Regions from separate parts of the Mus musculus genome. Here regions 1, 2, 3 and 4 are each linked to region 5. The links are chromatin loops, found by intact Hi-C in ENCODE. Cell type or tissue: left cerebral cortex. All regions are shown on one strand. Region 1 holds the start of Gm32405 (a long non-coding RNA gene). Region 2 holds the start of Adgrb1 (adhesion G protein-coupled receptor B1). Region 3 holds the start of Gm6569 (predicted gene 6569). Region 4 has its middle 56 kb from the start of Gm32405. Region 5 has its middle 24 kb from the start of Gm32918.

The links. Hi-C counts contacts between places; a loop is a spot of excess contacts. Peaks named below come from ENCODE experiments on the same cell type or tissue, not always from the same donor. Only the 100,000 strongest peaks of a DNase experiment are listed, where the experiment ranks them.
Region 1: it touches region 5 in a loop (10-fold over the local background); 6 of 42 quality-filtered maps call a loop at or near these places.
Region 2: a loop joins it to region 5, with 3 times the contacts of the local background. A loop is called at or near these places in 4 of 42 quality-filtered maps.
Region 3: a loop joins it to region 5, with 2.4 times the contacts of the local background. A loop is called at or near these places in 3 of 42 quality-filtered maps.
Region 4: it touches region 5 in a loop (2.2-fold over the local background); 2 of 42 quality-filtered maps call a loop at or near these places.

The regions. Positions count from the first base shown.
Region 1 is chr15:73,995,074-74,000,073 of GRCm38, reverse strand. Gm32405 (a long non-coding RNA gene) reads left to right here and starts at 64. Exons shown (of 3, transcript XR_384173.3): 1 at 64-314; 2 at 2,506-5,000. In left cerebral cortex, CTCF peaks have their summits at 2,506 and 2,705; DNase peaks (open chromatin) are centred at 178, 1,421 and 2,669; H3K27ac peaks cover 672 bases.
Region 2 is chr15:74,511,611-74,516,610 of GRCm38, reverse strand. It overlaps Adgrb1 (adhesion G protein-coupled receptor B1), which reads right to left and starts at 415. Exons shown (of 31, transcript NM_174991.3): 1 at 1-415. In left cerebral cortex, CTCF peaks have their summits at 2,107 and 4,574 (motif pointing left); DNase peaks (open chromatin) are centred at 375, 828 and 2,111; H3K4me3 peaks cover 928 bases; H3K27ac peaks cover 1,014 bases.
Region 3 is chr15:73,830,288-73,835,287 of GRCm38, reverse strand. All of the region lies in intron 1 of Mroh5 (maestro heat-like repeat family member 5), which reads left to right. It overlaps Gm6569 (predicted gene 6569), which reads right to left and starts at 2,178. Exons shown (of 4, transcript NM_001374241.1): 1 at 961-2,178. In left cerebral cortex, a CTCF peak has its summit at 1,912 (motif pointing left); DNase peaks (open chromatin) are centred at 783 and 1,874.
Region 4 is chr15:74,053,972-74,058,971 of GRCm38, reverse strand. No RefSeq gene overlaps it. Among named protein-coding and RNA genes, the nearest start is that of Gm32405, 56 kb to the right of the region's middle. In left cerebral cortex, no CTCF peak of the experiment used is centred here; DNase peaks (open chromatin) are centred at 392, 2,351, 2,838 and 3,069.
Region 5 is chr15:74,177,946-74,182,945 of GRCm38, reverse strand. No RefSeq gene overlaps it. Among named protein-coding and RNA genes, the nearest start is that of Gm32918, 24 kb to the left of the region's middle. In left cerebral cortex, a CTCF peak has its summit at 2,760 (motif pointing right); DNase peaks (open chromatin) are centred at 2,784, 3,164 and 3,402.

The DNA of each region.
Region 1 (5,000 bases), 180 kb after region 5:
AGGATAGTCACCGGAAGAGTGAGGTTTGCTGACAGCAGGAGATGAAGCCAGAGCATTCTCCATACATGTGTCTTGTCTGCTCTGCTGTGAATCCGGTGACGAGCCGACATCTGTGTCCTCTCTTCACAGCTTGGGAGACTCGAGACCAAGGATAGCGTGCTGGTGCTTTGTACAGACGCCACACATGAATGTGAGTTCTCGAGTCTCTTTGAGTACCTCAGCTCCTGGGCCTGACTGCCACACCACGAGTCACCGTGAAAGACAGTGGTTTGAGGAGACTCCTCAGATACTGTGTGAGCCCGGGCACTGCACTGGTGAGGAGAGCTTTGGGTACAGTGATAAGCAGGGCAGGGAAGTGAGGGCAGGCAAACCTGGGACTTCCAAAGGGATTTTGAATGCTAAGAGGGAGTCCTGGGGTTCACTTTATCACCCTGAAAGCTGCATTCTACTGAATGTCACTCAAAGCAGGGCTTGGGCTCACAAAGAACAAGAATTGCACCTGAACATGCCAAGGTCTTCTGTGTGAAAGGGCGCAGAACTGTTGGCCTGAGATAATCTGTGTCCTGTTATCACCCAACCTTGCCCCTGATGGACCCGTTGGAAGTGGTTCTGCCCATTGTGTAAAGACTTGAGGGGAGTGAGATTGCATGGCTATCCATCCCTCCAGGAGATCAGAGCACCTCAGAATCTGTTCCCCCATGCACCCCGTTTCCTCTGCCACCACCTCAGCCTTGTCTTGACTTACTGTTCCCAGCCCTGCTCCTCCCAGGGATCCTAAGGAAGCTACAAAAAAAAAAAAAAAAAAAAAAAAAAACAGAACCTCTCATAGATGCTGAGCACCCCCAGCTTCCTGCCCTGTTTACTCCCACCCCCTCCTACTTGGGGCATCACACACAAATGCACCTTGAGGAGGCATGCCCTCAGTACACTGCTTAGAGCAGGGACCCACCCTAGATCCAGGATTATTGTCCTTGTTGGCCAACCTGATCCAGGAAACGTAGGTACTGAATCCTGCCAGCATCCTGGAGCCTTTCAGTGTGGCCCTTCCCCTGGTTCTGACAGAAGGCACGGCTTCACTGCAATCTTCCTACTCAGAGCCCACAATCTCCATTTGAGGGTTCCTCCCTCTTGGCTGAAGACCCTGCCCAAACACCAACTCACTCCATCAGCCAGCAATAGCTAATGAGACCATCCACATCGAGACACACAGAGGAAATGAACACAATGGGGCAGGCAGGTGGACCAGGTACATCAGACCACGGGTTTCTCAACAATGCAAGGGAGTGTCCACCTTGATCCTTGTTCTAAACAATGAGCCTTGTACAGCCAGAAATCGAATCAGAGGGAAAATGGGCAGGAAGTCCAAAGGGGAGGACAGCTATTGTTCCCAGAAGGAACAATGGTGGTAGCGGAGGTTCGGGGAGGCGGGGCTGGCAGCTGCTGATAGGTTGAGACTGCTTTGTATACACAAAGCCATGATGGCTGAGCCAGGAAGAAGGTGGCAGGGTAGAGCCTTGAGGACTGGATGTAGATGAAGCTAGAAAGAAAAGAGCTGAACAGAGGCCAGATTACCGAAAGCTCTGCTATGAGTAGGGGAGGCAGCAACTCCAGAAGAGCCGTGCCTTAAAATCTAGGCCAAGAGAAGCAAACTCCAAGACTCAGACCCTGAAGCTCATCTTGCTTGGAGTGATCACATGTTTCTACTATATATTGTGTTGGGTAGCCCAGCAGACCTGAGTTCTAGCATTACACCCAGCCAGGCACTTACTTGCAACCCTGCAGGCAGGAGGAGATTCGTCCTCAACCAATCTCTTCAATGTACCCAGAGACCAGTGCCCCACAACCTGCTTTCCCCCCCCCATTTCTTACACCCAGACCCAGCACAGACCTCTATAGACCATGAATCAGGCAGTTGGATGCCAAGGACATGGGCACATCTTGGAACAGGACCAGAGCTACCAGCAGTCCAGTGTCCACTGAGAATCTTCACCCCTGTACTGCCCCTGGGGTGCAGCTTACTCTTACAGAAGCCAAGTAGGAAATCATACTGTCTCTGACTTCAAAAACACTTTGAAAACTGAAAATTACTGCCAAGCTATTAATACAGTTTATCTGTAGGCGCCCCGTGTTGTAGATAAAGCGCTTTGACCTTCCCGGTACCCGGAAAAGATACCGTGGTAAGCCGTTTCCCTGCCAAAACCACAGTTCCCCAGCACTTAATCGTATTCCCAAGGTCAAATATGAGGGGAGGCAAGGCTGGCCTAGGCCACTCTGGACCTGCTGGGGCTCCTGGGGCCCCATCCACCCACTGACACCTGCAGGTCCTCCTAGGAATGATCCTACCCAGCGCCCCTGGCTGAGCCCGCACCTTCCTGGCTTCTTTTTCACAGCCTGGGTAATTGGCATAAGAAGCACAAATACTTTGTTCAAATGCTGGGAAGTGGAAAATTTTCTAATCTGTCAGGCAAAAATCTCCCTTTCTCCTTCTGCTTTTTCTCCCGACAGGAAAAGACTGCATTTGGAGCCCTTCAGATGCAGATGTGTGAAGACTTTGGAAGCGACAACTGGGGGACTATGCGGCTTCTATTGATTGGAAAAACACACAGCCCGGGCCCTTTGCATATCACAAGTAGCATTTTTTTTTTCTGGGTTTGAGCAGGTTTGGAAAGTCAGCCGCGGGGCCTCAGCGCCCCCTGTGAGCCGGAGACAGTATTGCAAAGGAGCAGGGACAGGCAGAGGCTGAGGTGGCTGGCTGGAAGAGGCAGCACCCTGAAGGATAGGTGAAAGGCAGGTGCACTCACTTGGTTTTCATCCATTGGAACGCTTGGGAGAATCAACTCACCTTCTCTGTTGTCAGCAGCTTATGGCCACTCAAACCCTTCTGACCAGGACACATGCCCAACCTCCCAGAACCAATTAGGAAAAACTGTAAACTTGGGGTACAGTCTTGAGCCTCACGAACAAGCTGTGTGATTTGAAGGCCGGGAGACTTCTCGATACACCACCACACCACTCCCACTCCACCTCATGGTAGGTACTAGAACATAAGGGCCAATCCGAGGATGGCCTCACAGACCATCCGAATGCCTTTGCCTGTACCAGCCTCCTTGCATGTGATGGATGGACAGAGCCCCTCCCTGTTGCCTCTGAGTCCCATCAGTGACAGAAAAGGTCACACAACACCAAAGACAAAAGGATGCCCCTTGTGTGAACAGGTATGGCCCCTGCCATCTCCTGGGACCAGGATCCTTTGATGTGAGCTCCTATGTTTGTGGCTCTGCCTGCTTGCATCTGTGGACAAGCAGGAACAGAATCCAGATGTGCCAATCTCCAGGCTGAAAAAAGGGGGGCTCTCTGCAATGGTTCATCCCTGGGGAGATGCAGGAGAGTTCAGGAGCAAAGCAGGTGTCAAAGAGGGTCTGGTCCTTGCTGTCTGAACGTAGGCCCCATCCAGCCCCATCAACTCCTGAACTACTCACTCTCTCCCACCCCATATGTAGAGCTACCAAAGGCCAAGGACACAGAGTTAGGATCTAGACTTGAAGTGATTCCTCTTGACATATCATGTGGACCTGGGCCTACCAGCTGTTCCTTTGGAGAACTAGGTCTCTGGCACTATACCGTGAGACTAACATCAAGGGTGCGTGTGCTGGTAATCGGAGTAGGCATCATGTATCAGCTCTGAAAGATCGGGTATCTGTGTACCTCTCTCTATGCCCTGAGGCATCTCTGGCTCTCTCATGGGGAACTAGGCTGAGAGAGACCACAGCATGCAGGGGTGACACGAGATAGCTAGAGTGCCATTCTCTATGGCTCCATAGCCAGGTATAGCACATTGCCACAGCAGTCTGCCTCCCTTTCTTCCAAGGGGTATTCACAATATTCCCAATTCTTTATCTCCTTCTAAATGGCTTCCCACAGACCAGACAACCAAGGGCATCTCTAGGCTTCTGCTCGTTGACAGAGAACAAGCCTGGGGTGGCAGACATGATGATCAGAGCAGAGCCCCAAATGGATGAGGGGTAACCTGTGGATAACATCTGTGAACAAGGTCAAGGACACCACAATATCAGGATGTGGGAGAGGCACGGAACCCTACCAGACAACGCTTAAAACTAACCTTGCCTCTCCACCCTGAGTCCGGTGGGTGAACCTGACCCAGGATTGGATTGGAGGGTGTGTCACTCAAAAGGCCCTGGAGGAGACAGGAAACCTCAGGGGAGCAGAAACTCCCATCTGGGGGTGGGGAGGAGGAGGCTGGAAGGGCAAGGGGGCTGTAAAGACTCCCAAGTGGAAGGTAGAAGGGGTGAGAGCTTATGTTCTAAGCAGATGTGGTTGTTCCCTGGGCTGTGGCTCTGTGGGAGAGAAGGCATGAGAAATAAATCCAGTGAGACAGCATGAGCATATGGACACACAGCTGGCCAGGCACATCTGGGATGGAGAACTGTGCTGCTCTAGGGGTCTCTAAGGGTCAGTGGGGACCTCCAGGGCAGCTTGGGGGGGTCAGCTTTCAGCTTCATCGGGGGAAGAGATGTTTGTGAGACACTTCCCAGCACTCAGGTCCCGGAAGAGGGACTCACATGGGTCCCAGGACCCCAGCGTCCCAGAAGATACCATCAACATTAGTGGGATAGGAAGGGATGCCCTGGAGAGTCCCACACCTGGAATCAAGTCCATTTTTGCCATTGATACATAGATTATTGGGAATTGGGGCAGAGCCACCGTACCCTTTACTCTGCTGTATCCCCACAGCAGTTAAGCAGATTAGCCTGGGAGAATGAAGACATGCCAGTGTTACAGGCTGGGGACCAGATGTAAGGGGTCTCAGCCATTAGTGAAGTCACAGCCACAGGAAGACAGCTCAGGAGCTCTTACATGCATGGTAACAAGCTGTAACCACGAATCCATGTTCTTCTGTTTGGAACTCAGGTGAGTTCCTAGATTCACATGGAGGACAGGGGGGTCTAAGTACCCTGCCTAATGGAACCAGAGCCCAGGAA
Region 2 (5,000 bases), 330 kb before region 5:
TGCGGGCTGTGCTGGGCGCGCGGGCCCGGAGGCTGGCCAGGACGCGGCGCGGACGCCTGTGCCGCCGGCTCGCCCGCTCAGCTCGCTCTGCCGGGGCCGCCGCCAACGCCGCGCCCGCCGCCGCCGCCGCCACCACCGCCTGCGCCCGCCGCTCCCTCTCCGGCCGCGCCGCCGCTCCGGTCCTCTCGCCTGCCCGGCTCTTCTCGCCTTTTTTCCCTTCCTGGGGGCGGGGGGGGGGGAGCGGAGCGGAGCCGGGGGCGGGGCGGCGCGGGCAGAAGGAGGAGGAGGCCGAGGACGCGGAGAAGGAGGAGGAGAGAGGCAAGCTGCTCCCCCGCCCGGCTGCCGGCGCTCCCCAATCTCTCGCTCTCTGAAACTGGATCCCGAATCGGGAGCCAGAGACTGCATTACGGATTACATCAGGCTTTATAGAGCTTCCAGATCACACATTAGAGGGGGAGCGCGAGCGGGGGGCGGGTTGGGAGGAGGGGAGCGGGATCACGGAGAAGGAGTGCGACGCTCAGGCGAGCGCACCTAAGACAGCCGACTCCTGCCCCACGCAGCAGGAAAGCCAAGAGTTGGGACTGTGCTCTCCTCCAGGAGCAGGGGAGTGGCTGCATCTGGGTGACAAGTGGTGGACCAACAAACGGATGGTTGGAGAAGAGGAGTTAAGGGCTGTGCACAGACCAATAGGTGTGTGGGTGGTGGAGGCAGGTGAATGTAGGTAGAGGCTGTCGGGAGGGTTGATGGATGGACAGGTAGCCATCAGGGTCAGGGTCGGTGGAATTGCGGAGGCGGGTGAGGGTGAGCAGGACTGGAAGAAAGTGGATTTGGTGGGTGGCACCATGGGGAGGGCTACATAGATGGGTGGGCCACGCAGATGGAAGGATGATGCATGCATAGGTGGATGAGTGGGTGGGTGGGTTGGATGAGTGATGGGTAAAGAGATGGAGTCAGAGGCAGGGACTGGGGCCCTTCCAGGGAGAGCAGGGGTGGGGCACTGAACCACTTCATTTGGGCCTGACCGGTCTAGACTTTCTGTCCTGTGATGCTGAGAGGAGGGGAGCCCGCCAGGGACAGAGTCAAAGGGGGGTGGGTTTTAAAGTGTCCCTGCCTGCCAGTTTCCATCCATGGGTGGAGAGAGACCTCAGTTGCTTTGTCTTCCATCATAAGATCCCTGGTTCCTCCTCTGTTAGGGACCCAAAGGGGTGCCTCTCTCTATAAGGTATGTTCACCCATACATCCCAGGACAACAATGGATGTGACCCAACACATATGTAGGCCACAATGCCATGTTTCAATGTCAAAAGATTTGACACTCTAGGTCTAGGCTGACAACAAGAGTCCTGGAAACCCTGGCCTCAGAAAAGTTGCCTTGTGTTCTTTTCCACCAAGATGCTTCTGCATCAGACCCCTTGCTCCTGTTTCACAATTTGTGATTTGCCCTGAACTCAAAACCTTTTGTACAGGGCCCACTACTTTGCACACTTTAGCAGACCAGTGGCAGTACCATTGCTACCCAAGGACACATGGGGTCCGGATGTTTGCATCTCTCTTCGGAGGCCACTGTCAACAACAATACAAACTCACAGCCACTGTCAGCACTCTCCCTGCCAGGTGTCAGGACCCACACTGCTGTCCTGTAACTCCCACTAAAACATCTTATCAGTTCCATCAACATCACAGTCAACCTACACCTCTCTCTCTCTCTCTCTCTCTCTCTGTGTGTGTGTGTGTGTGTGTGTGTGTGTGTGTGTGTGTGTTGGGAAGCACCTCAAGCCAATTAGATACCCAGGCACTGAACGTGGTACTCTGCATACCAGTTACTCCTGCAAGGCCTCACCTTGCAAGGGTGTCCTGAGGGACCGAGAGCAGGACCACACTAAAGCCCAGACCATCCTATTCGTCAGTACCCTGTTCACTTAGGCTTCTTGAGAAATGCCATTCTTCCCAAGGTATTTGAAATCCCAGAAAGGAGGCGGCATACCTCCCAGGAGACCTCTCACGACCCTCATCTGCTCCTGCTGGGCCTCTGAATCTTCCAGCCCCTGGAGTTTAGTTAGCCCTGCTTTGGCCTTTTTTAGCTGCAGTAACAGCCTGTGGTCACCAGGGGGCCTCTGATATCAGGCCAAGAGACAGCTGAGCAGCAGCGAGGCTGAGTCAGGATCCAAGCACTTTCCACACTTGTTTCTTGCTGATAAGAGAAGACAGCAGAAATCCCTGGCAGGGATCTGGGGATCTGACCTGGAGGCTCTTGGGGCAAGGCTGAGACCTGCTTGGCCTGGGATATCAGGGCAAAAAGGGGATATCCTTCTGAGGATAAGGGGCTAACCGTTCCTCTCCCTGTGTGGGAACTCATTCTTGCCCCTCTGACTGCTGCTCTCTGCAATTTTCCCTCACCCAAGTTTCTGATTCAGAGTCCAGACGGTGCAAGGTAAGACCTCAATGGGATCCCCTTCTATCTTTGCAGACGAGAGCAATGTCAGAGGCAGGGAATGCCACCCTGAAGCAGCCACATGCCAAGTCAACCACAGCCTCAGTTGTCCTGGTCCCCCTGTGAGCCCCCTCCACCAGACACAAGTAACTTGAAACAATTCCTCCAGCCAAATTGTTTCAGGATCCTACAACTTTAAGCCAGGGTGTTTGCCACCAATAGCTGTAGTTTACAGCCAGTAGCTTTTCTCCCAATACCCACACTAGCCTAGATCCACCAGGCACCATTCTATACCCAAATCTGTTTCCTTTCAAGTATACGGTCCTTGCTGAGAAGCCTTGAGTGATCTACTGAGCAAGCCCCAAGTGGCTGGATCCCAACCACGAGTCTCATAAAACCAGAGAGAATGAGACTCTTAGCTTGGTGCCTTCTTAGCGTCAGAAAACAGAATATGGCCACAGTTAAACTCAGCCATGACATTGAACTCACCAACCAGAAACTCTACTCCAACCTAAACTCTGACGCTAGTCGGCCTGAGCCATGATTCTATAATGATCTCATTATGCACTGGAGCAATAATAACACCTCCAGTAAGCTTTGCAGTTAGGGCAGAGTGCTTCCATTCTAAAACTCAGCAGATGCAAGGCCCTCCCCTCCGCCAGCTCCGCCCCGCCCTCCACCAATACCCTAACTCTCACCTAGCTCCCCTCTAATACCACTGCACTGTGAAAATGCCAAGATGGAATGTTGGAGGAACTGATGCTAAGAGCAGGTTTGCCTTAGCTCCCTCGTCAACGAGGCTCTGAATTCTGAGACTCTCCTAGGAAGCCTCATTGGCCTCCTTATGTGGCCCCCGGTGTTTCACAGATACCTCTGCCTCAGCCCAGCCATCAGCCAAGCCATATTTTGCAACCTCCTTGGTCTCGCTGCTCAAGGGACTCTGTTCATGCCTGGGTCCAGAGAAAGATGGTGATAGACCTTCCAGGTTCTATGCCTTGAGGCCATCCAGGGCTAATGGCAGCCAAGACAATCAAGGGGTTCCAGGAGCATTTGCCCAACCACTCTGTTTTTGTGATGCACCTCAGAATTCCTTCATCATCTCTGGTACCACCAATCTACCGCACAGACAGACTGGGGCCTCAAGGGTACTTTGTGGATACCATCCCTACTCAGGGCAAGCAGTTCCCTAGAGGTGATCACCTCACAACCACCATCCCAGGGCTCTGGGCCAGATGTGTGGAGAAAGGAGTCTGGCCTTTGTAGCCCTCTTTCCCATGTCCCCCTTTCCCCCAAATTTCCCTCCTTAGATCCCAAGGTGACGAAGGGCAGAGAAGGCTTGGCCTTTGGGTCCCAGCATCAAGGGAAGCATCTTAAACAGTCCTACTGTGATGGTGGCAGAGCCTGGTGTCCACTCTGTCTGGCTTGCCCCACACGCCACAGTGGCTAGAAACTGGAAATGTCACTTGTGGCCCGAGGATAGAAATTCATTTTTTCTGTCATTAAGTTCATTTAAATGTAAAAAGGCTCCTGTGTCACATAGCTGGTGCCTGCTGTACTAGACTGGTGTTCTGGCTGGGGCTGGGGCTACCATACCCCCTCCTCACAGGCTGCAGGGTAGAGTGCCTGACATTTGTCCTTATCTCTATCAACCCTGTGATTTCAGGTGGCTGAGCAGGAGCATCCCCAACTCTCTTTCCCTTTCCCATCCAGACCACCAGGTAAGGGTACGATACCTTCCTGAGTCCTACAGCCGGCTGGGCTGTGTCCTAGCTTCTCTGTCTTCCGGCCCTGTGAGTTCAGGAGTATTTCTCACTTTATCTGTGCTTTATCTGCTTCATCTGCAAACAACAGCAGTGATGCCTCCCAACCACCCCGTGTGATCTATGACAGACCCAAGTGAGCACATGGGTTCTCTGGTCCAAGTGGGGGTGGGGCCAGGGAGATGCTTCAGATACCCACAGGGCTCTGGTTGGTACACGAAACCTTCCTGTACATCAGAGATTCTGAAATCCGAGGCTCTCCTTCTAGGAAGCCTCACTGGTCTCCTTATGTGGCCCCGGGGTGTTTCACAGATTCTTCTGTCTCAGTCCACCCACCAGCCAGGTCAGATTCTGCAGCCTCCCTGATACGCCTGCCCTCTAGTGACTCAGTACAGACTGCAGAGCTATACCCTTTTGCCTGTCCCTCTAAGCAGCAGACATATCTACAGCCATTGGCCTCAGTCCACTAGCTCTTCTAACCCAACCCAGACTCCCTGGCCCCACTCACCTCCAGAGTCTGGGAACTGTGACTGCCCTTTTGGTTAATGCCCAGCATCGTGGGACACCCCCTTGGGAGACTGGGCCAGCTGTGTGAGTGATCCCTAAACAGGGAAGTGAGCAAAAAGCCCTCCTCCCATCCCAGGGCTCTAGCTTTTTGTGACCCTGGCCCTCAGGAGCTGATCCCGCATGGCCCAAGGATCCTGTGCAGTCTTGCATGGATAATGCCCTCTGCCTTCTCTGTGCAAGACTCAAGAGAAGCCAGGTCTTTCTGCCCCAAGTCCTGGGACAACTGTCTGACCTTATGGATT
Region 3 (5,000 bases), 350 kb after region 5:
GTGCCATCTTGTCCTTCTGGTCTGCTCTGTACCTCTGATCCCACAGAGCCTTCAAGGGAAGTCACCTGTCTGAATCAGTCCCTCCCTTGACTTCTGTGGCCTCATGCATCCTGGGATGGAGCATGTCTTGCTCTAGGCAGCCCATACTAAGACCACTCCCTTTCAATTCCATTCAGTCATAGTAAAAGGGCTAAAGTCCCTTACAGTCCCCAAACAGCCACAGCCAAGTTGTTGGTCCCCTGACCTCCCTAAGTCTTAGAGAATGCTGGTTCCTGGCTACCCACAACACCCACCCCAACAGAGCTTTAGTTCTATGTCCCATGCACATCAGCTTACACCCTCACCGCCACATCAATGTGCCACTCTGCCCATCTCCCAAAGTCTTGGACCAGTAGCCCTCATCCTTCACTGACCTGGCCAGCCACCATTCCCGGTGACTGGGAGTCAACTGTGTGATAGGAATGAGATCAGCCATATTGCCTGCCATGGTGGCTCTTTTCACTTAATACAATGTCTTTGGAGGCAGCCACACATGCAAGACATCAGCTTTCCTTCTTATTAAAGGCTGGATGGTATCCCCTGGGTGCCTCATCACATACCTCCATCCATTCGGTCATAGATAGAAACAGGCCGCTCCCACACCCTGGCCTTGTGGAGGTGACTGTGGACAAGGCGTGAGAGACACATCCTGAGATTCTAATCTTGATGGCTTTGGATGTGTGCCCAGAAGGGTGATTACGAGATCTTATGGCAGCGCTATTTTTAATTTTCTGAGGAACCTCCGAACTGTTTTCTTCACTGGCTGCAACCCTGTCACACTTCACCCACCAGGCAGGAGCATTCCCCTCCCCCGACACCCCTGAGTCTTGCTTTTCAGTAGTCTGTCCTGACAGGTAAGAACGGACAGCTTGCCATGGGTGGCTCTGACCGCACAGCCTAGGTTTCTAGTGATGGAGTCACCTGTGCGTGAATCTGCCGGTCAGATGTCTGTCCACTCTGGATGACGTCACCCAACTCCTGCCCTGCTTTCATCGGGGTTTCTCTGTTGATGACTTGAGCGTTTTCTTTTACTGTTTGGCTGTAACTCCTTATCATAGAGAAGTGATTGTCAGTATCTTCCCCTGGCTGGGGTGTGTGCTGGGCAAAGGGGAGGGCTGCCTTCCGTTTCACTATTTCCTCGCTTTGCTGAAGTTTTTTTGCTTGAACACTGTCTTCTCCACCTTCTTCCCCTGGGCTTTTGGTTTCATGGCCAGGGAGGACAATGTCATTTCTCCTGTCCCCTAGGTTTCCTTATAAAAGTCTTGCAGTTAATTCCCAGCCTGACATGAATGTCTCCAGAGGGGCACAGACCCATGCCTGGCTCCTCCGTCAACAATGCAGCTCCTCTGTCCTTCACCCACTGGGCCCAGCACAGTTCATGGGTCTGCCACCCTAGAACTCAGAAACCAAGCCTGGCTTCCCAGAGACCAGGAAGAGCTAGGAAGGTGCACTGTTTCCTTAGGAAGGGGGCAAATTCCAGGGTTCCCGAGTTGCAAAAAAAAAAGAAAAAGAAAAAAGAAAAAACCTGCATCACTGGACACTGAGAGCTGAGAACAGCCAGGGGCTCCCCTGAAGTGGGTCAGGCTCCTCTCCTAGGGGAGCCAGTATGCAAGGGTTTGGTAGTGAAGCCCAAGAGAAAACCACCCACATCTACCCTGAGGAGGTGAGATGCTGGACTCCACCCCACTGCTGGTCCTAGGATAGAGGGAGGTGCTATAGAAGCATCTCACTTCAGAGGCTCCAGGACAGAGTGGCAGGCTCAGTGGAGTCCCCGCCCTCCCATCTCCTCCTCATCCCGCCCCCACTCCAAACCGCAGCCCTCTGATCACAGTCCTGTCTGTGACCACAGCGCCACCTACTGGCTGCATGGGGGGAGCCAGACAGGTGACACATTGAGGCAAGATTGAAAGACTAGCACCCTGGAAAAAGAGGGTGCCACCAGATAGCCTCGTTCCCACACCGGACTTGTTTAGTGGCCTGAGTTTGCATCCTGTTTCTGCCCTAAACAGCAGTGTGACCAATGTATGGTCCTCTCTGAATTTTATTCCAGAACAGAACAGTGGGCACATCTGACCTTGAGAGGCATGAAGAAGTGGCCCCCACTTGACAGGGCACCTATGTCTGGCAGATATTTGGTGGTGCTCACAAGCAGACCAACACAAGCACGGCATAGCCAGGATCACTGCTGAATTCAGGTTCTCCTGCATACCATGGGTGCTTGCCACTCGTACAAAGTCACCATTACAGTTTCCCGCCCACACAGGTATGGTGTACAGCTAAGAAATAGTCTTCGTAGATGGCCTAGTCGGCCATCACTGGAAAGAGAGGCCCATTGGACTTGCAAACTTTATATGCCCCAGTACAGGGGAACACCAGGGCCAAAAAGGGGGAGTGGGTGGGCAGGGGAGTGGGGGTGGGTGGATATGGGGGACTTTTGGTATAGCATTGGAAATGTAAATGAGCTAAATACCTAATAAAAAATGGAAAAAAGAAAGAAAGAAATAGTCTTCGTATAAGGACAATGACATAGCTACAGACCCAGGAAGGAATACGTATGAAGACTTGAGATAATCTGTTTAAGCTTCCTGTGGCTTTATTTAGCAACCAACACACAAAATTCCTAAAATTTCAGGAATCAGAGCCTACTGGGCTGGCTCCCACATACCCTTGGTCAAGGGCCCTAGGCAAAAATGGTTACCAGGGCCCTAGGAGTCACCACACTCAGAAGTCACAGAACCAGCTCTGCTGTGACCTGCCTCGTGAACGGATAGATAAGGAGGTGTCGGCCTCCCTAAACGAACCTAGGGTTTCAACTCTGCCTCTCAGACAGAACACATGGCCTGAGGGCTCATGGGTATCGGGAAGTCTGGACCGACCAGATCAAGGTGTGAACCAGCTCTAAGTCAGCTACGGGACTCTTTCTGGCTGCAGACAGTACCTTCTTAGAGTGTCCTTGCATGGGGACAGCCCTTGGGCCTCATTCACTTGGTTACCAGCTCTGCCTTTCCTCCTAGGCAGGGAAACTGAGCTAGAGCAGTCATGGGGGCTGCAGATCAAGGTCAAAGCTGCTTATAGCAGACTCTGGAGCCAAGGTGATCAGTCCTCGGTCACCAGGGCCTCAGCTGTGAAGAGCCAGGCCCACAGCCTCCAGCCTTCCCCCAGACGAGTGGCCTTTGCAGATGTCGTCCATGCAGTCTCATAGGATGTCAGGGTTGGATTCAGTTCTGCGGTGACCCTAGACACCTGATGGGTCACACCTAGCTGGCTCTTCCATCTTCCACAGGTGCCCCAGCCCCAGCTGAGACTTGTCTTCACAGTTCCATACGAGCAAACCTCAAACCCTCATGGTGTCTGCACACGCTGTCCCTCAGTACTTCCCGGGTCCTCAGCCCAACCTCCCCAGCTGCCCTGCCCCACCCTGAGGCTGGGCTTCCTCCTTTGCCTCCCACACTTTGTGGGTGAAGCTGGGTCCCAGGAATGCCCAAGGCTAAGTAAGCACTGTGACACTCAGCACCATCAGCCAGGACTGGCATTGTTCACATCTCTCAGACTATTAGACTGGGATGGTGGCCACCATTCGGCACCAGAACCAAGAAGCCCCTACCCTGCCCAGACACTATACTGGTGTACTCTTACCCTCTCATCAAGTCTCAGAGCGACCCAGCAGCTTGGTAGATATGCTCCCATTTCACAGGAGTGGAGACTAAGGCCCAGAGAGGTTGAATGAATGACACGGAGCCGTAAGATCAGTAAATGGAAAGGCTGAGTTTGGTGTGGGACACTTTGCCCCACCCTCTACTTAGAGCCTCAGCTGGCCTCAATCCAGGAGCTGTGTCTATGTGGGGATGTTTGCCAGGCATGTCTGTGCAATAGCACCCAGATAGGATAGCATAGCATCTCATGTGTTCAGCTGGAGCCCTCAAGAGCAGTCACAGCCCCAGCCTAGGCTCTTCTGTCACCACAGGGTCCTGGACTCCTATTACAGATGGTCCACTCATACACAAGTCACAGAGAATGCCAGAGGTGTGAGGAACCAAGAGATAGACATGAAGCAGCCTGACTGGGGACACACATCCTCAATGCATGTGTAGACCCAAGCACATATCCCCAGCCTACCATCCTCAGAACAGTGCTGGCACCACAGCACTGTCTCTAGAAGGGTGCTGTGGACACTGGAGCCATTATGACCTCAGGGTGAGGTCAGGGCCAGCCAGGACAGCGCTAGCCTGTTGGTAAGGATAGAGCTGCAACTGGGACCTGTGGGTGGCCTGCTCTGGATCTCAACATGAATGGGCAGCATTCTGACAGGTCCCACAGCCGCAGCTCAATTGATAAGCCCTCATCAGCCATGTCCCACAACTCCAGGTCAGTTCAGTCCTGGAAGACATGGGGGAGCCAGAGGCCACCCAGCCCGCAGGCGCCTGGCTTCTTCACCTTCCAGGGCAGCAACACACCATCTTGGAGGGTGCATCCTGGGGTGGCCATGATAGGGCCTAGGGGTATCATCTCCAAGAGCAGGCTAAGGGGGACTTAGGGTGGGTCCTGGGCTGTTGCTGCCCTCAGTGTGATAGGAGGAGGGAAAATTGCCAGGAGAGGAGGGGACAGAAACTGCTCATGAGGACCAGAGATAAAGATGGGCAAGGGTCACAACATGGCGTGAGCCGGCAAATGGACAGCTGGACAGACAGGGATGGACTGCTGCCTACTTCCGTGTCAGCTTCTTCAGGGCAGAATGGGAAGGAAGGACGCAATAGCTTGTGTTTCTACAGACTTGACCCCAAGAAGAGGAGATACTGCTGTTCACTCATCACACACACACACAGACCTACACACATGTGTACAGGCATACCCACACACATACACATATATGTACATCCATGTGTGTGTGTGTGTGTGTGTATACATATACATACACATATATACACACACATATACACACATGTATATATACATACACATGC
Region 4 (5,000 bases), 120 kb after region 5:
GACACTTACCAAGCCCAGTACAAAAATACTGCTTTGGGGGATGAAAGATCCAAAAGACAACTCTAATGTGTTCTGCAGTGGGAAGTCCTACCTGCCCCCCCCCCCCCCAAGCTCTGGCAGCAGCAGAAAGGTCTGGCAAGCACAGGGCACAGCACGTGGCCGGTCATGAAAATGAAGGAGGGTCATGCAGCAATTCGAGGCAGCTGCCCCTGCATACCTCTGTGAAGCCACCATTTGGTCCATAATGTGATGTTAATTGCTCTCCATGGTGCCTGGTGCTTTGTTAAAAAAATTTTTAATGTTGATTTTTATTGAAAAACAGAAATAGCACAGCATATGCTCCTAGCATCTATGGTGCTAAATGGCGCCCCTTTTGCAGTCCCTCCCGAGAGCCTGCGGGGGCTGTCAACAGGCTGTGATGCAGGAGTTGCTAGCTCTCCTGCTGTGTCCTGAGGGACTCCTGGGAAGTGGCAGGCAGGGGCAGGAGCCTTTGCTGGGAGAGCCTACAACCATGTTTCTTGGCACTGTGATGGCGCAGGGCAAAGATGGACTCTGGACGCTTTAACCTGGAGCCTTGAGCACACATGGTCTATGTCTAGTCAGTACACCATGATGGCCGTGGCTTAGAATGACACATGGAGGATGGGCAGAGGGTGGGGAGACAACCAAAGTGTGGCTGGTTATCCGTGGGCACCAGGCAGACCACACTGAACCTCACAAGCTATGGTGTCAGCAAGGGGAGGTTTGCTGGGTCCTGTGGGGATACTAGACTGAAGGAACAATTCCTTAGTGACTTTCACTGCATCTCACATGTGACAAGGGCATGTGGGGAATTCTGCATGGCTATGTTCAATCTCATGCGTGTGTCCTCGGGGACCCTGTTTGAATGGGCCGGGCAGGGACTCTGGGCAGAGGTGAGGGGTGGAGACTGTTGGGCACAGTTGTTTCCTATACTCTTCTGGGACTTTCCTAAGTTTTAACATGTGACTCTGACTCCCACTCTACCTACAGAGCCTTAGTCGGCTCCAAGCTTCAGACTCTGGTCCCCAGGGATCATTCCTTTGTCTCCAGTCCATGATCTTTAAGAAGCCCTGGGAAGTAGGCCTGGTCTGGGCACATCTACCCACTCTGCCTGCATCCTTGTCCCCCTCCCCCAACTCCCTGTTCACAGATTGGCTCATTTTGGTACATCAGCCCTGCAGTATCCCAGTTCACCCAACCCTTCAGTGCTCAAAAAGGCTCCTCTCCCTTCCCAGTGGTCCCTTTGCCCCCTCCCCTCTCCCTTCCCAGAGGTCCTCTGTGCAGCCTGGGCTAACCAGGCCAGCCAGAGCAGGCTAGGTGATCTTTGTCAGCCAGACTTCTTAGGGTCACCTGACATATGTTCAGCTGCCTCAGGGAAGTCCTGTTTGCTTAATAGAGCAAAATCTAAGAATTAAATCAAAGGTCCTCTCTTAACATACACGGCCCTTTGTAAGCCCCACCCTACCCCCACTAATTCCTCTCAAGGTTGGTGCTCTGCATTCAGAGTAGCAGTCCCCTGTGCTGCCCCTCCCCTCTCCCAGCCTCAGAGAAAGCCAGAGCCCTGATGCCCTCCCTCCCTGTGCCCCTCCCCTGCCAATCTACAGCTCCTGCAAAAAGCCCAAGGTTGATCCCATCACTCAAAGCCTTCAGAACTGTAATGTGGTTCGGCCCCCTGCTTGCCTTCTGTGCTGTGGCACACACCTTCAGTGTCCTACCACCTCTCTTCCCCAGATGCCCAAGGGAGGATGGTCTTACCTAAGTCTGACTCTCCAGCTGGAGCTCCCCCCCCCCTCCTCCACTCAGGATGGTGGAGCAGGGTGCACTCGCTCTGTCTCTCTGTCTCTGTCTCTATGCCTGTCTCTCTGTCTCTATGCCTGTCTCTCTGACTCTATCTCTATTTGTGTCTCTGTGCCTCTGTCTCTCTCTGTGTGTCTCTGTCTCTCTGTCTGCCTCTCTGTCTCAACCTGTCTCTGTCTTTGTCTCTGTCTATCTCTGTCTTTCTGCCTCTGTGTCTCTCTTTCTCTGTCTCTAATTGTCTCTGTGTCTCTCTGTCTCTCTCTGTCTCTAATGGTCTCTCTGTCCCCTCCTCCTCCCCCTCTCTCTCCCTCTCTCATGTGTCCCCTCTCCCAGTGGTGCTTGAAGCTCACTTAGGCTCAGTCAACCTCTGGGAAACGTGTGATTAGTTGAATGTGTGGATTGACACTCATGAAGCCCTCGGAGCCTCTGCTCACCCACCCGGTGATGAGCACTTGGCAGAGGAGTCACAGGAAGGAACCTTTATCTTACATGGCCATGTGTGGGGCATCCTCTGTATATGGCTTCTATTCCACTCCACCCACACACAGCAATGCAGACTCAGCTTTCCAGAGCGCTGGGCGTTCAGCCTTGTGAAGTGCAGAACTCTGTGTTGCCCAAATATTCCCATCCATCCAGCCCTTCACATAAATGTCAACCTCAAGATGATACCTTGACTGCCCATTAGACTGCCCACTGAGGTAGTGGAACATTTTACCCAGTCCACACACAATTATGTTTCCGTAGCTAGCTGGCACCCTCAGGCCAGGTGAGCTGTGCAAGCCACATCACTCTCTGGATGACCTTCCTCCTACTCCTGAAAAAATGAACTCAGGTGCCTCCCCTGAAGGCACCTGCAGCTCTGGCAGGCACCAGGTGAAGCCCTTGGTTCCATGCACCTTTTTTTCCCACTTCTTACTGCAGAAGGTGCTAATTCTGACGGGCTTGACAGCTGAGCCGGGAAACCAAGCCTGCAAGGGTTGTAAATATGCCAGGCGGCTCCCTGTGCTGTACGGAGCCCCGTTGCTGCCTCCCTCCTTCAAACCCTTCCCTGGGCCAGATGCAGCCATAAAACATCAGCCCACATGAGAGCCGAGAGCCAGACTCATTTGCATCTCAACCCTTTTGGGGTGACCGTGACCTAGGCAAGCCTGGCTGTCCAGACTCACCCGGTGTCCTTGGCACGCAGAAGTGGACCAGCTGGGGAGCTCAGGTTGAGGACTTGGGGTGAGGAAAGCCCAGGAGTGCCTTGGCAAGATGGGAATATGCAACTTCAGCAGAAGTGCCAGCCTGCCTGGGGATGCCCCACATGGAGCGGGTGGAGGAGCAGAGTTCACAGCCAATGAATGAGTCTACAGAGTCCCACACCGAGTCACAGCCCAGGGAGAGATTGAAGGGCTTCATTTAATTGGAAACACCTGCTCTTCCATCTCAGCCTGCCTCAGAGAGGGAATTAGAGAGCCTAGTGCCAGGGTACATCTTAAGCGGCTCTTCCCTGGAGCTAGAGCCATCCACACTGCTCCCCAGACAAGACATGTCACCTGGAGGAGAGGAGAGGAAAGGACAGCCCTTCGGTCTCTGAAGGGCTCTTCTGTTCACAAAGGGCATCCTCCCTGCAGAGTGAGGTCCAGCCCTGGACAGAATCTACCAGCAGCAAGCAGAGTGTCTGGAGGCAGGAGACCCGGGCTGGGGAGCAAGCCAGCAGAAGGCTATGTGCCTTCAAGCCCATCTCTGGCACCCAAAGGTCAGAGCCAGTGCCCAGCTCAGCATGACATTGGCTTCCTTTGCCATGCCCAGGATGGGTGCTGAGTGGTAGCCAAAGCCTCTCTCCTTTCCAAACTTACTCCAACTAGCAGGCCTGAGGCAGCTCCTGTGTCAAAGCCATTACCCTTGCCAAAGTCCAGGCTGGAGTGAGTACTCAACACCCAACCCACTGACCTCACTAACAAATACTCTGTTTTCCCTTGATCTGGTAAGGTGCTTATAGGACAGGAAAGATCATAGCCTTCAGGGTAGACCTAACTACTGCTATTGGCAAAGTCTGGACCTGGTTCTGTGGCTCAGGTCTGCTATTAGCCCCACACCAGGGGCCCCCGCAGAATGCACACAGCTTTCCCTCATTTCTCAAGGACACTGTGGGACCAGCAGGTAGCATTAATATCTTTGGCCAGATTTCCCCTATTCTCAAAGTTGCCCACCACAAGAAGTATAGTCCTCCAGATTGAACACCCAAGCTCTGGCTGAGAGTCTGAGAGCTGCCTAATAGCTCTCTGTAATCTTCTATGGGGTCTGTGGTCTGCCTGGATGGTCTTCCCCACCATCCCTACACCTGGCTAAGGGCCAGCTGGCTACATGCCCAGAGAGTCTCAACACCACTGCCATCCAGGGTAGGTCCCCAGTCCTGTCCACACCATGCTTTCACTGACTGCCCTCATAATAGAAGGGGGCTGGAGTTGGTTACAGCAGAATCAGTTGGGTCTGGCTTTGTCTTCCCATTCAGGAATACCTTCAGGTGAGCGTGGGTGTGGTAGGGTGTGTGCTTCCCCGTTTCCAGTGCCAGGAGGCATCTGGGACATAGCCGTTCACCTCTGGAAAAATCAGAGGTAACATGGGGACATCAGATCTGAGACACTGTAAGTGTGTGTAGGCTAGGTCTAGGCCACTTGGGTCTGAGCACAGGATGAGTGTGAACTTTGTTACCAGACACAGGAAGTCTGTGTCCTTAGTATGAGAGTAAGTCCCTGGGGGAGACCTCCTTACATACCAGGTGCCATCAGGATAGGAAGCTCCCAGGACTAAGAGCTGGTAGAGGCTGAAGGCTTCAGGCCTTCTGGGAACAAATGTAAAAGTCAAATCAACAGTTGTAAATTTGGGGACAACTGCCAGAAAAGGGCTTCCACATGTTATCCAGCAGCTATTGGTGACCAGGATGGGGATAGATACAACACAAGTTCAATAGGATGCAAGCCTTGACTCTGAGGCACTCCCAGGACATGTCTGAAGCCTGAGTCCTTCTCTGCCATTCTGGGCTTGGGTTCAGCTCTAGGAAAGAGTTCCAGAGATGGGAGGGGGAGCCTCACCAGAAAGCCTGACCTCCATCCATTGCTTCCCTCCCTCTCAGAGTTAACTGAGGCAAGCTTCCAGCATAATGGTGCCACATGAGTTGAGGAGACCAGCACCTGGCC
Region 5 (5,000 bases):
CTCTCTGGATTTCTTCTTTGATGCGTGAGTTATTTACCAATATGTTGTTTGTATTTAAAGCATTTAGGGCCTTTCTGGGGATCATATTGCTATTGATTTCTGATTTAAGTTTATTGCAGTTACCGAACGCACCATGTATCACATCTTTGTCCACTGGTGCAGGTAGAACAAACCACCTGAGACTGGGTAGTGCCTAAGCAAACCATCTCTCACATCTGGAGGTTGTAAGGTCCATGTCAGCAGAGACCGCATCTTCCTGAGGAGAGAGTCAGTAGCCTCATGTAGTGGAAGGCACAAGACCATTCCCAGGAGAGTGAGAGGCCCCAATCCCAGTGACAGATTCTGTTTCAAAAGCCAAGCTGTAAAGTTCCTAAAAGAACAGCTCAAGGTTGACCCCTGATCTCTTTGCACACTTTTGTGTGTGTGCACATCCTCATGTGATCACACACACATAAGTATCCAAACAGTAATGAGCCATTCTGGGTATAACACTGCTCTGTAATCTTAAGGTGTGTGTTTCTAATGGACCCAGCACTCTGGCAAGTCTCTGGTTTGTTGTTGCTCCTGTGACACACCCAACCAAGCCTGTGTCTCAAAACTCTTTTGGGGCTTAAATGATCCTGTCACAGGAGTCACATATTAAATATCCTGCATATCAGATGTTATGATTTATAGCAATAGCAAAATTAGTTATGAAATAGCAATGACAATAATTTCATGGTTGGGGGTGTCATCACAACATGAAGAGCTATATTAAAGGGTTGCAGCATCAGGAAAGTTGAGAACCACTGCTCTGGCTGCTTTCGAGGCCCCACCTCTCAATGCTATCCTCTGAGCCCAAAGGTTCCAGGCACTTGCGTTCAAGCCATCACGGGTGACCATGTCAAGGTCAGGTGTAAGTAGTCCAGAAGGTAGTCTATAATGTGACTGTCCCACATGCATGCCAAAAGAATGTGTTGTGTAAATGACACGTGTCAATCATGTCTCTTCTGCATCCTTGCGATCCCTCCACGTGTTCTGAGAGCAATGGGAGGAGAGTTTTCCATGGGACCCCCCTCCTTTTGTTTTTGGGGATGTTTGCTTCACACACTGTGGTTTTTGTTAGATGCAGAGACATCCAGGATTGCCAAGGTTTCCTCATAAGATGATCCTTTATCCCTTTAAAACTCATTTTTAAGTACCTGGCACTATTCTCTGTTTGGAAGCCACTTCATCTGATATTGTTTCTGTAACAGACTTTTCTTGGTGGAATGTTGAGTCTGGGAGATTGTCCCTTAAGGTTCTGCTATCCCACATGGTTCCTGTAAGCAGTGTGTAGCATTCTGAGCCTTTATCCTTTCTTTCTTTGAGATGTGAATAAGATTTAAATTAAAAGTAACTAGGACTGGTAAAAATGACTCAGGGTGTGAAAGTACATGCCCTGCAGACCTGGTGACCTAAATTTGATCCCTGGAAGCCATATTACAGTGGTTCTCAACCTTCCTGATACTGAGACCCCTTTAATACAGTTCCTCATGTTGTGGTGGCCCCACAATTATAAAATGATTTCTGTTGCTACTTTATAGCTGTAATTTTGCTATTGTTGTGAATCATAATGTTTTCTGATATCTGTGTTTTCTAATGGTCTTAGGGGACCCTTGAGAAAGCCTCATTCATCCCCTCAAAGGGGTCTTGGTCCACAGCTTGAGAACCGGTATCATAGTGGAAGGAGAGACTTCACATTGCAGAGTTGTCCTCTGAGCACCCAGCATATACCATGGCATGTACACACACACACACACACACACACACACGCACACGCACACGCACACGCACACGCACGCACACACACATGTACATGCACATGTATGAGATTGTGCACATATACATGTATGTGCATATACACATGCACACACATGGACTCACACACATATGTATAAGCATACTAAATAAAATGAAGATAAATGTTAATTATCAATAATACTTAATTTAATGCTATGGTTCATTTTGGCTTCTATTCATCCTGCTAATAAATTTGTTTGTGGTTTGCTCTGCTCTTTTCTGCTTTCATGGATATGGTGGTTTCCAGCTGGGGAATTTTCAGCTTTGGGTCCTCCACATCTGTATCATGACTCTGCCTGATCAGTCTTTCTTCTCTGCCTTGGTATAGACACAGTCACACCATTCAATGTCTTTGTGTGTTGCTGCTAATAGCTCTGTCATGCCTTCATGTGTGTGTGTGTGTGTGTGTGTGTGTGTGTGTGTGTGTGTGTGTGTGTTTCGTTCAGAATAAAGTGATTTTTAATTTATAGCATGCTGGAGACTTCTTGGTTTTCTACAGACATCCTTGAGCTTTGCTATGGGACCCACAGGTGAGTTACATAGACACAGTGGACCCTTCCACATCTTCTCTGAAGTCTGGTGAATCGAGGCCACCATGAGTCTAAAGAACATGAAGCGCCATGCCAGGACAAGGTGAGGCCCTCTGGACCCTTCAGAACTTGAAGTTTGAAGTCTTATTGTGGAGAGGGGAAGCTCTTGTGACAAGTTGCCTGCAGGAATCTGAGGGGTCAAGCTGTGGTCCTTAGGGCAATCCTTTCTCTAGCCCTGTCTATTTCTTCACCATGTCCCGTTACAGTCCTCTTATTCTGTGTGTGTCAGAACCCCTGTGGTAGTAAGTGTTGTCAACTTGAGGGAGTTTAAACCTGGGAGCCTGGCTTCTGGGCATGCCTCTCAGAGGATTGTCTTAAGGATGGTGATGGAGGTAAGAAGATTCCCACCCTGTAGGTGGCACTGTTCCGTGGCTGGGTTCCTGAACTGTGTAAATAAAAAGTATTTGCAGCAGCGGTAGCTGCGTTCTGAGAAGCTGCTTCAGGCACCTGCCTGGATCTTCCTGCCATGCTGGACAGTGTCTTGAACCGTGAGCATAAACAAGCCCTCCCCCTCAACAAAGAAGGTAATTATAGCAACCGGACAAGAAACCAAAAAAATCATACTGAATTGTTATTCATGCTTTAAAAGTATCGGGTTATTTTAAAAATACCATACTGTAGAATAAAATGCATACAGAAAAAAAAATCACATAAAGCAAATGTGTGGTTAACACATTTTTCTCCGGCAAACATGGATTCGAGAAAGAGAGCTTGCTCATCCAGGAATGAGCCCTGCACCAGCCGCTCCCTTCACTCATGCAAGCAAGCATCAGCCTGATGCCTGATGTATCTACAGGCCTGGTTTTATCATTTAAATGTGAATTCCTGGACACTGCAGCTTAGTCCTGCGTGATTTTTGAAAATCTGACATGTCTTTTCAGTTTTCTCCACCCTGTAAACTCTTCTCTGATTTCTTTCCTCGCTCAGCCATTATCTGCAGGGAAGCCTGGCGCCTCCGACTCATATCCTCCCTCCAGGCTGGATGGTGCCGATAGCATTCTCTACACCCGCCTCTCCTTTATGCCTTCCTGAACATTGGCAGCAGAGCCAGGGACTGGGTCAGGCCAAGGCTTAAGCCCTCTCTAAAGTCGTTATTTGGTGTCTGGCCAGAAGTTGAGTGTATCTCATTTTGCCATACAAATAGCCCCAGGCTGTCAATGCTTGCAACCTCTCCCTCTCCTTCCCTCTGAGTTGCAAAAGATGCCTTTCTATTTTGTACTTCCTTTTTTTTTTTTTTTTTTTTTTTTTTTTTTTTTTTTTTTTTTTTTTTTTGCTTTCTATTTGTCAACTGGCTTTTCAAGAATTTAAGGGGAAAATCAGTCAGTCACTGCTTGCCCACCGCTTAGCTCTCTGAGCGGTGTCTCTCATTTCTCCTTTGGTGGAAAGAATTTTATCTTTCCTTCCAGTGTGGGAATTCAGATAGTGGATTCTCTGTCCTCATGTTTATGAAAACATTTTTCATTTGACCCTTGATTTTAAAGGCATTGTGTCTGGGTACAGATGTCTGGGCTGAGATTTAAAGATGGCTGGTCTCATTGTCTCCCTGCCCCATTGTTCCTGTGGACAAATGAACTGTGACTTTTGTTTCTGCCGTCCATGGGAAACACCCTTGTCCCTGCTTTTAACGGTGGTACATAGTGGCTTCGCCACTGTGTGCTTTGTGTTTTCCCATTACCTTTCATTTTATTGAATTTCTCTGATCTTAAATTTCACCTATGATTGATGTATATATGTGTGTCTGATGCTTGTGAGGTCACACGTGTGTGGAAGTCAAAGGACAGCTTTAGAGAGTCAGTTCTTCTTCCCATCGTGCATTTCTGGGATGCAGCTTGGGCCGTCAGGCACCTTTGTGCTCCAAGTCACCTCACTGGCCCTATTTTATTGGATTTCTTGGCTTAAAAGATTGGCGTCTTAGACACAGTTGGGAAACTTCTGCTACTGTGCGTTAAAGACAGTTTATCTGCACCCTTTCCTTTGTCTTTTTCAGTTGTGTGTGCGTGTTCGATGGTTCCCTTTGCCCAGACGAGCAGCTCTGCTCTCTCATGTGCTGTCTGATGTTGCATGTCAACTGACACACGCTGGAGTTAGCGCAGAGAAAGGAGCCTCCCTTGAGGAAGTGCCTCCATGAGATCCAGCTATAAGGCATTTTCTCAATAAGTGACCAAGGCGGGGGGGGGGGGGGGGAAGGCCCATTGTGGGTGGTGCCGTCCCTGGGCTGGTAGTCTTGGGTTCTAGAAGAGAGCAATCTGAGCAAGCCAGGGGAAGCAAGCCAGTAACACCCCTCCCCGGCCTCTGCATCAGCTCCTGCTTCCTGACCTGCTTGAGTTCCAGACCTGACTTCCTTTAGTGATGAACAGCAATGTGGAAGTGTAAGCCAAATAAACCCTTTCCTCCCCAACTTGCTTCTTGGTCATGATGTTTGTGCAGGAATAGAAACCCTGACTAAGTCACCTCCTCATCTTGCAACTCTCTGCCTCACTGCATCCCAGAGACTATGGCGCCAGCTGGCAGGGGACTCGTACCTCTGAGAGTATGAGCTAAGCAAACTTCTCCTTTCAAGTTGATCCAGCAGCCATTTTGTCCCAGTGA